Linked DNA regions of Homo sapiens: region 1 is linked to region 2. The links are chromatin contacts, found by Hi-C in ENCODE. All regions are on one chromosome and are shown on one strand. Each heading gives the region's core, a stretch centred on a gene start or an enhancer-like site at or near the end of the contact. The rest is flanking DNA. Distances are from core to core; before and after follow the strand shown. Region 1 holds the start of AIG1 (androgen induced 1). Region 2 holds the start of LTV1 (LTV1 ribosome biogenesis factor).

Evidence for each region. Hi-C counts contacts between places; a loop is a spot of excess contacts on that map. Pooled maps may share reads with other maps.
Region 1: a map of tibial artery shows a loop between it and region 2 (6-fold over the local background). The contact joins the promoter of AIG1 here to the promoter of LTV1 in region 2. A Hi-C loop is called at or near these places in 3 of 168 maps with a recorded cell type or tissue (CD4-positive, alpha-beta T cell, naive thymus-derived CD4-positive, alpha-beta T cell and tibial artery), 3 of 37 single-sample maps with no recorded cell type and 11 of 50 pooled maps.

What each region holds. Positions count from the first base shown.
Region 1 is chr6:143,057,305-143,062,821 of GRCh38, forward strand. AIG1 (androgen induced 1) reads left to right here and starts at 3,585. Exons shown (of 6, transcript NM_016108.4): 1 at 3,585-3,762. The coding sequence starts at 3,622. RefSeq lists enhancers at 2,581-3,519, 3,345-3,474, 4,075-4,124 and silencers at 3,475-3,564, 3,815-3,884.
Region 2 is chr6:143,840,678-143,845,990 of GRCh38, forward strand. It overlaps LTV1 (LTV1 ribosome biogenesis factor), which reads left to right and starts at 2,661. Exons shown (of 11, transcript NM_032860.5): 1 at 2,661-2,803; 2 at 3,809-3,940. The coding sequence starts at 2,801. RefSeq lists enhancers at 2,465-2,514, 2,695-2,904, 3,095-3,164.

The DNA of each region.
Region 1 (5,517 bases), core at 2,335-4,834, 780 kb before region 2:
TAGGAGTCCCAGTCATTTCCCAAATTAACAGGTATTATCATCAGTATGTCAGACAGACATCCTCCCTGATACGGTTTGGCTGTGTCCCCACCCAAATTTCATCTTGAATTGTAGCTCCCTTAATCTCCACGCATTGTAGGGGGGGAACTGGTGGGAGGTAATTGAATCATGGGGGCAGGTTTTCCTGTGCTGTTCTTGTGATAGTGAATAAGTCTCAGGAGATCTGATGGTTTTATAAAGGGCAGTTTCCTGCACACACTCTTTTGCCTGCCACCACGTAAGATGTGACTTTGCTCTTCCTTTATCTTCTGCCATGAGGGTGAAGCCTCCCCAGCCATGTGGAACTGTGAGTCCATTAAGACTCTTTTTCTCTATGAATTATCCAATCACAGGTATTTCTTCATAGCAGTATGAAAATGGACTAATACACCCCCCCTCCAAAAGAAAAAAAAGGAATGAACAGTCTGTCTCAATTATTAGAAGTACTTAAGAAAGGGTATCTTCAGCCCCATATATAGTCTAAGAAATATTACAACAATCAAAGAATATAGCTTGAAGCTAAAACGGGTTCTTGAAATCTTCCCTTGGTGTTTCTTATGTTTACTGCTATTGATGAAATTCAACTGGATGAGGCTTTTCTCCTCCAGTCTCACTAACTGTGTAGTAGAATGAAAAAGATAAAAAAAAAGACATGCAAATATTTCTTCTATACATAGAAAACAGTATTATCTAAATCAAATATGGAATCATCATAAGAATACTTAGAAGTGAATAATGTATTATAGTTCATAAAAAGTAATAACTTACCTAATGAAGTTTTAAAAGCAATTGTTTACGCTGTAAAAACACAATGTGTGTAGATTAATATTTTCCACAAAAGTTATCTGTAAAACATGACTAAGATTGTTAGATATGGTCTGAAAAGCACAGAAAGCAAGCCTGGACATGTTAATAGTTATCAAGAAGTTCCAAAAATTGTGAACTGACATTCTCATAAAATAGTATTTGAGTCAAGTTTTATACAAACGCTTCATTTTTTTAAAGCACAAAACTATCTGATCATGGTTGGCAAATCATGAAAAAACAAAAGCAAACCCAGCAGAATAGGTTCTAAATACTTAATTAAGAGTTATAGTTATTTATTTAAAAGAAACTGGTCGGGCGCAGTGACTCACACCTGTAATCCCAGCACTTTGGGAGGCCGAGGCAGGTGGATCATTTGAAGTCAGGAGTTCAAGACCAACCTGGCCAACATGGTGAAACCCCATCTCTACTAAAGATACAAAAAAAATTAGCCAGGTGTGGTGGCATGCGCCTGTAGTCCCAGCTACTTGGGAGGCTGAGGCAGGAGAATAGTTGAACCCAGGAGGCAGAGGTTGCAGTGAGCTGAGATCATGCCACTGCACTTCCGCCTGGGTGACAGAGCTAGACTCTGTCTCACAAAAAAACAAAAAGAAAAACAAAACAAAAAACCTGACCATTAAAAATGGCTTTATGAAAATATTATTTCATTTTGTAACAATGGGGTTGGGGAGTCTTAATAATTGTCTAACATGTAAAGTAGGAAGGGTATATCAAACTTTGCAAATATCACATTAACTCATAAAACTTTATTAAGGCTCTATTGAGAGGTGAGGCCAGCTGGACCTCCTGAGACAAGTGGGGACTTGGGGAACTTGCCTGTCTTACAAGAGGAGTGTAAAATGCACCAATCAGCGCTCTGTAAAAAGCACCAATCAGCACTCTGTAAAACACACTAATCAGCACTCTGTAAAACGCACCAATCAGCAAGATTTTAAAAGTAGCCAATCGCAGGGAGGACTGAAAAAAGGGCACTCTCATAGGACAGAAACAGAACACTGGAGAGGACAATAAGGGAATAAAAGCTGGCCACCCCAGCCAGCAGCAGCAACCCGCTCCAGTCCCCTTTCATGCTGTGGAAGCTTTGTCCTTTCACTCTTCACAATAAACCTTGCTATCGCTCACTCTGGGTCTGTGCCATCTTTAAGAGCTGTAACACTTACCACCAAGGTCTGCCGCTTCATTCTTGAAGTCACTGAGACCACTAATCTACCGGCAGGAACCAATTCCAGACACATTATTAAGGTAGGTAGATCTTCAATAGATCTACTCTTTTTTATTTTTATTTTTTTGGCAGTTTATAACCATGTACCAAGGATGCACAATTAAAAAAATAAAGCCAACTTTTACATTAAGATTTAACCAAAAATCATCAATAATACATCGTTTTAATGCTAGTAGAATCTTCTTCTGACATCAGTTCTATTAGCATAATTATAATGCCAATTAAAAAAATCTAGTGGGTCTCTTCATTTTAGTTTAGAGCTTGATTGGAAACATTCAGGAAAACATCCATGGCTTGCTTGCTACTTTCTCTTTACCTCTAGCACTATGCTTCTCCCCACCAGCCCTCCCTCCACATCCTCTGACTCAGAGACTATTTGAAGAGGACACCTGTTTTAAATGGATCCACAGGAAATACCTATGTTGCCTTTTCATAATCCGAACCTGCAACTGGTTGGCTGAAATGAAAATGTTGCCCACAGACTGATGCAACTTCAGTGTGACAACATTTACTGGAAGGCAGGAGGGACTCCAGTTTATATTTATTTTCCTTCCATTAAGCCCTGGTAGTGTAGTGTAAGAAAAAAGTAAGGGCAAAACCAGTTTAACAACCAGATGATTAGTATTAAATTACACGCAGGGGTTTTACATCCAAAATTGGAATTTTTTAAAGCTGAATGCAATCTTGTGGCAGAAAGTTATTTGAAAATCCTTTCTTTATAGCTTTTTATCTATAAACCTCTTGTCCAAAGTTCATATTCTAGCTGATGTTATATACTGATATGACATTATTCAATCTGTCATGGAAAAGTGCTGCGTAGCCTACCCATTGAAAGCAGAATTGAGAGAGTTTCCTAGTGATTGACAGTCGTTTGTCAACACTGAAAACCTTATTGCCCCAAAATACTGAAAGTCACTCGCGGCTGCCTGTGCTCGGGTTTACACCCCACGTTCACACCCCCACCGGATCCCTCCGCACGGGGCACCAGCTCTCGGCCAACTGCAACTACCCCAGGAAGCGTCACCGCGATTCCGGGGCGGGAACATTTGTGGACACTGGGGTCCACTCCTTCAGTCTAGGTTCCCCGCCCCCTCGCCCGGCCCGGCGCCCACTAGCCACAGGGCCCGCTTCCCCCTGGAGATCAGCGCGCACTTCCCGAGCCCTCGTAGCACTCAGAGGTCGCATCCACACCTGGGATGCCTAGGGGGCGCCTCCTGGCCGGGTGTCCCGGGACCCTGCGAACGCAGGAGCAGAATGACGAAGGTGACGAAAGAGATGACGACACGCCGCCTGCCAGGCCGCGGCCGGCAGTGGAGAGCGTCCGCAAACCGCGCCCGGCCAGTACAGGTCACCCGGGCGCTCGCGGCCGCGCCAGTCCCCGGGGGCGCGCGCCCCGCCCCCGCCCCCGCCCCCGCCCCGCCCCGCCCCGCGCCCGCGCCCGCGCCCGGGTTCCCACGGCGCCCGCCCCCGCGCGCCCGGCGCCTCCCTCACGCCCGCCCTCCTTGCCGCCCAGCCGGTCCAGGCCTCTGGCGAACATGGCGCTTGTCCCCTGCCAGGTGCTGCGGATGGCAATCCTGCTGTCTTACTGCTCTATCCTGTGTAACTACAAGGCCATCGAAATGCCCTCACACCAGACCTACGGAGGGAGCTGGAAATTCCTGACGTTCATTGATCTGGTAAGGCCGTCCCCTCCCCCTGCTCGCCCCGCACCCCGTGCCTGTGTGTGCGTGTGTGTGTGTGTGTGTGTGTGTGTGTGTGGATGCGCGAGCACCTGCGCACGTGCGCGCCTCCAGCATCCACCCGTGTCCTCGCCTCTTCCCCAGTGATTGCGTGTGAAGGCCTGGCTGCCCCCGCAGCGGCACCTTCTGAACCACTCACCGTTACCTGGTAGCTGGGTACCCTTACCTGGCAACTGGGGGACAAATGGAGGTGGGGCGCAGCCAGGTGGTGGGCTCTTTGGAGGGGGACACCGAACTGCTTCTAAGAGGTGACACGGGAAGAATCTTCAACAAAAGCATCGGACCTGATCCTGAATGGCCTGAGACCCATTCGCCCTCAAGGTGCTTTTCAGAGCACCCACCGTGGGATGAACTTGTTGCAACTGAAGGAAACTGGGTATTGTCTAGTGATTTGGAACTTCACCTGAAAGAACCAAATCCTTCTCATAAGGGAGAGAAAGCACCTAATAAAGTTGTCTTCTTTGCATCTGTTTTTTTCCCCCATTGTCAATAATTTACTTTCAACCTTTACCCCGTACATATTAGGAGACAGAGATGTTCAAAGTGCATTTCCAAGGTGACTGTACACACTTCTCTGTCTTCCCATGTACAAATTTACAGTAGTTTGCATAAGCAGCTCCTCTGTTGGCACAATATGATAATCTTGACAGGTGCAGGTTATTATTAGTATATCATTTTGAAAGTTTTTCTATTTCTGGCACTAAAAGGCCCTCTTCAACCTCCCTGGAGAACAGAACATGGGCATAAGGCCCAATAATGAACTCATGGATGGACCTAGGAATTTCAGGGTAAAGGTGACTAAGACACACGCTAAAAGATTATTAGGAAGAGGCTTAAAACAAAAGCAATGAAGTTCTAAAGCACTCAGAGAAATTGTAGAACCAATTCCTGGGACTCCCTGAACTGTTTATCCAAGACTATACAGTTGGTTGGCTACACCAGCAAGATTATAATCTCTTGTTGACCCTCCATTCTGATGAAGAGAACATGATACCTGTTTTAAAAATTTCCAAAGGCTTAGGATGCCTCAAAGAAATGCAGAGAGGCTTTTGGTTTAAAAATAACACCTTATATTTGCATTATATTAGATACTTTCAGAGTGGAATTTCAATTCTGTTGCCCAGCAGTCTCCAAACTGTGCACATACCCTTAGGCCCACAAGACTTCACAGGGTATAGAATGTTGCAAGGGTTTTAATTTTCAGATCCTCATCTTCCAACTCTGCTTGAAACTAATTTCCCTCTGAACATGCGTGATGCCTGCCAGTTCTCCTTTCATTCTCCCCATTCATCCAAGTGAGGAGCCCGTGACAAGACTCTGAGGTGTGCTTTTCTGTCTGTTCCTTTTAGCTTCCAGAAGATAGATGGTTGTCACCAGGGCTATCTTTATATTTGATTGAACAACAATGTCGGAGTTGCCTTGACAGAAAGTCTTATTGGGTTGATTGGCTTGTCAATGAGGATTGGCTTTGCCAATTATGTTGTGTAGCAGACATTTTCTGTATACTGAATGAGCTAAATCTGCAACCCTGAGGTTCTGATGCATATGTATATGAAGCAAGCATACCACCCATAGAGCGCCAGAAAGATGTCCCTTTTTCAAGTGTTTACACTTAACTATGTTAAGGATGTTGAGATGTTATTTAAAAATATGTGCATAGATTTTCAGAATTCTTTGAGGGGCTATGTGAGC
Region 2 (5,313 bases), core at 1,411-3,910:
AAACAAAGCAGAATATTACTCAGAAGAAAAAAACAAACAAGCAACATGATTAGGTGGCCAGGCTCTAGTTAGGCTCCTTAGGTTTAAATCTCTGCTCTGCCATTTACTAGTGATATGACCTTAAGAAAGGGTATCAGTCCGTTCCCACACTGCTGATAAAGACATACCGGAGGCTGGGTAATTTACAAAGAAAAAGAGGCTTAATGGACTCAGAGTTCCAAGTGGTAAGGAGGCCTCACAATCATGGTGGAAGGCGAAAGGCATGTCTTACATGGCAGCAGGCAAAAGAGAATGAGAGCCAAGTGAAAGGGGAAACCTCTTACAAAACCATCAGACCTCATGAGACTTATTCACTTCCATGAGAACAGTATGGGGAAAACTGCCCCCATGATTCAATTATCTCCCACTGGGTCCCTCTTACAACACATGGGAATTATGAGAGCTATGATTCAAGATGAGATTTGGGTGGCGACACAACCAAACCAAGGTGGGGACACAGCCAAACCATATCAGAAGGTAACTTTCTTATGCTTTTGACCTAAAGAACGATGAGGTGCATAAGGGTTTCAGCCTGCAGAGTGGCCTGACAGGCTGGGAAGCGTAGCCTCCAGCCTGAAGCCAAAAACATACATTCTGAGGGAGGGACAAAGTGAGAGGAAGCAGGGTGGCAGAATATACATATTTAATAAGCTATAGGAGGAATCATGAATATTTATGAAAGGAGAAACATGTACATGTGCAATTGAGCTTCATTGCCCCTTCATGGGTCCTAGGTACAAACAATGGGGCATCAGCATGATCTGAAGAGTTTTCAGCCTCTGATGTCAAAAGGTGAAGTAGAGGCCAATAAAACCCTTACTGTGCCTGCTCCGTAGATTGGCCAGAACCATTCCATAGTGGGTAGTCTGTTACGCACAAAACGGAGGGCAGCAACAGGCTGATATCAGTGGTGGAGTCTTTTGAAAGGGATGGTTTCTATTTATCCCTTAGGGAAGAAAGCCTGATCCTGGTTAGTGAGGGAGGGGATATAACAAGGCAAAGCAAGAACTCAGTTTTCAAGGTTACTCTGGGTCCCCTTGGCCAAAAGGGAGTCCGTTCAGTCAGCTGGGGGGCTTAGTACTTAGTTTGTATTTCTCTTGCCTCATTTTTAGGATTTGTAAGATGCTGAAGATAATTGCGTCTCTTTCATAGTGTTGCAGTGAGGATGAAATGAGATGATTCAGATAAAGTGCCAGAACATTAATTCATTTAAATAAATACTTACTGAGCATATATGCCCCATGCATCAGGCCCCTGATGATACAGCAGTAAGTACAACTGATTGAAAGGAAATGAAAACTGCCCCCTTGGATCTTTTAATTCTATATAATGAATAATAACAACGAATCTCTGGCACATAGGAGTGCTATGTATTATCTCTGTTACAAAGCAATATCCTAAGACAAGTTTTATGGTCCTAACCTAAATTATTTCTATATATATATATTTTTGAGACAGAGTTTCGCTCTTGTCGCCCAGGCTGGAGTGCAATGGCATGATCTCAGCTCACTGCAACCTCTGCCTCCCGGGTTCAAGCTATTCTCCTGCCTCAACCTCCCAAGTAGTTGGGATTACAGGCACCTGCCATCACACCTGGCTAAGTTTTGTATTTTTAGTAGAGACGGGGTTTCACCACGTTGGCTAGTCTGGTCTTGAACTCCTGACCTCAGGTGATCCACCCGCTTCGGCCTCCCAAAGTGCTGGGATGACAGACATGAGCCACCGCGCCTGGCCTATTTCTATAATTTTTACTGTAATAAAAGAATAATACTCCACAAATACTTACAGTGATAATGCCTACGGCATAAAGACACAATCCAGGGTAAGCCATTCATTGAGAGGTCACCAGAAACTGGGAAGTTGGGGAAACAAATTTGAAAAAAAGGTCTGCTGATGAAAGTGACTGCATTTACCACACACTTTCGTCCAAGAAAAGCTATGTGAGTACGCCAACGCCGGCCTGAAATCTTCCTAAGAATGCGTGCTTATAGCCTATTTGTTTAAACAGGGGGAGAAAGTTAACATTCAAACACCAGAGATTCTGAATATATTTTATTAGTTCAAATGCCTCTACAGTTAACAGAGTCTCGGGGGTTTGGTTAACAGGGCAGATGAAAGCAGTTCATGAAACAGTGGAAAATATAACCTGATCAAGTCTGATGCAGTCTATAAAGGCAAGGCCCCAGCCTCCGTTGCTACGGCAACCGACTCCGCCCCCACCCGGAGAGGGAACCTGAAACTTGGCGACCCCAGCACCCCAGCGGGGTGGTCGCCTCCCTTCCGTGTCCGCGGCTTTGTTTTTTATGGTTGGGAATAGGTAAGGGACACAAGTCAAGGGGGATGCTAGATTCGTCCCCTCTGGTCTCCGTAGAGGGAGCTATAAAAGGTTCGTCCACAAGCAGAAACCCCTCTGTGGCGCCTCAACGTTAAGGACCCCCACGATTCCCTTTGCCCGGCGGGAGACTAAAGGCCGGAAAAGTACAGCCCGCCCAGGGGTGGGAGCCGAGCTAGCCCCACCTCCCGGTGGCTTCTCGCGATCGTGGAGACGCAGCGAGCCTATGTAACTTCCGGTCGCGACCCATCAGCTCCTCGGCGATTGGTCCGTTTCCACGGCCGGCTGGGTGACGTTATCGCCGGGTCCTGGGGCTGCACGTGTGGTGAGGCCTACAGAAGCGGCCTTCAGCTGGACCTTGGTCTCCCCGCCGGACTTCGAGGGTGTCATCGCCGCCCCTGTTGGGGGTGAGCGCCGCGCGGCTGCAGCATGGTGAGCAAGCCTTGCTTGTTTCGGCGGCCGAGCGCTGTGGTTTTGCAGAGGCCAGGCTGCTTCCGGTAATACCTTGGCTACTGCGGCCCGGGTCTGGGTCATGCCAGAGGCTGCTTGCGGCACGGTACCCCGAAATGGGCCAACGTCACCACCGTGGGCATTCTTTGCAAGTTACAGTCTCCCACCGCCGAGCCTCCCTGGGATGTGGCCCGGAGAGGAGAATGGCCTTTTTGTTTTATCCCTGGGAGCCTGCAGCCCTGCGTGATTTCGGTTAACTAAAAGCTGGTGACTGCCGACACAAACGCGCAACCCTGTGCTTCTTGGGGTCGAGCAGAGGGAGCTGCTGGTCTCCCTCAGCGTTGGAGTGGCAGGTGTCTGCCTGTCTGTTTCCTCTGAGAAAGGGAACTTGTGGGAGAGCATAAGGTTGGGCCCAAAGTAAAGCCACTTAATTGGTTTCCCAGTTTAGAGAATCAAAATTGAATAGCGAAGTAAGAATGTAGAAAGAGGTGATGGATCTTATTAAACTTTAGCTGTTTGTGTCGTGATTTTATTTACTGGTTGGTAGATGCTCTGTGTGGAGCTGTCTACTCCAGATTATGTTGTGGCAGGCTTCTTGTCATTCTAGTTCAGTCGGCCAGGGGCCTTCCCTGAGCAGCCAGTGTAAAGTAGCTTTTAAGGCATTTTCACGTCACTGTCTTATATTTTCTTCACCGGAAATTATCTTGATTTTCTTGCTAAGAACAGGGACTTTATCTGACTTTCCCACTTCTGTATTCTCAGTTCCCATAACAAGGTCTGGCACAAAGTAGGTGCTCAAGGAATGTTTGTTGAAGGAAGGTTAAGTATGGATTCTGCAGAACACAGCTGATGTTGCCTGCCCTAGAAGTGTAGATTTTTAAAAAGTATCTTTAACATGACTACTAAAGATGCATGTGTGGACTATGGAATTATTCTCCGTCTTTTTGTTCTGTTTTAATTAATTGTTGTGATTTTGTTCCTTTGAAGCCTCACAGGAAGAAAAAGCCCTTTATAGAGAAGAAGAAAGCTGTGTCTTTTCACTTGGTCCACCGGAGCCAACGAGATCCTTTAGCAGCAGATGAGAGTGCACCCCAGAGGGTTCTATTGCCCACACAAAAAGTAGGTCCTGTTCTTTAGCCAGTCAGTTTGTAGGTAGACAATAGTTTTTTTTTTCTTTTTTTTTTTTTAAATAAATAGAGTCTTAGCACGTTGCCCAGGCTGGTCTCGAACTCCTGGACTTAAGCAGTCCTCCCAGCTTGGCCTCCAAAAGTGCTGGGATTACAGGCATGAGCCACCACGCCTTGCTATGTTAATAGTTTTTAATAAATTGTTAGCCAGCTGTTATTCTCAGATAACTGATATTCTGGGAAATAATCTATAAGTTAATTTTCAGTACAATTGGTGATTTTTACATCATTCACATTATTTTGATTGGGAAGACAAAGATCTTTATTTGAGATGTTTAAACGAGCAAATCTTGTAGAATAATGGTAAATATTTACCAAAGCACCAGCTACAATGCGGCATGATGTTATTTAGGGCACCGATATATGCTCAAACTGTGCTTTCTCTAAGATCCTGCCGTTTCATAACCGCAAACTGCATTTTGCCTCCTGCTTGCTCATCTTAGGAAATGTAAAATATCTGAGCTCCTTGGTTAGCTCAGGGAACTTTGCAAGGGAGCCTGGTAAAGATTGACTTAATGTTAGACTCTACTTATTAAGACTCTTAATGTTACACAACACTTATTAAGTGTAGATATTATGAAACAGAGTGTTGGGAAACAGAGTACTGGGGGACATGGGCCACGTTTAGCTTTTCAGTAAAGCCAGTTTTGTTGTATGTTGAGAAGGGTTTTTTTGCATATAAATACAAGAAATTGTACTTACCTTTCAAGGCGCCCAAATCTCTGTTTCCCAGGCTGGCATGCAAAGTGGCTCCATCTCAGCTCACTGCAACTTCTACCTCTTGGGCTCAAGCGATCCTCCCACCTTAGCCTCCAGAGTAGCCGGTACTACAGGCACACGCCACCTGGCCTGGCTGATTTTTAAAATTATTTTGTAGAAACGAGGTCTCACTATTTTGCCCAGGCTGGTCTTGAACTCCAAGGCTCAAGTGATCCTCCTACCTCAGCATCCCAAAGTGCTGGGATTATAGGCATGAGCCACTGCACCTGGCCCCCCAGGTCTTTTCTTATAACCCTCCAAATAGATGATAAAATAAATTGTATGTTTGTTTCTTGACTCAAAATGTTGCACAGAAATGTCTAGTGGAAGGAGCAATTGTTATTTATTTTTATTGCCCTTTTAAAAGCATGAATGTTTTCATTCCATTTTAATGTTACGTAGCACTCTGGTTTTGAAGCTGTACATTTCCTGTTTGTCAAGAATTCTTTGTCTTTTTCCCATCAGCCAAAATGTTCATGTGCCATCTGCCTCCTACTTGGAAAGCTGTACTCATTGTAATATTCCCATGCCTTATCCTTGGAAGGC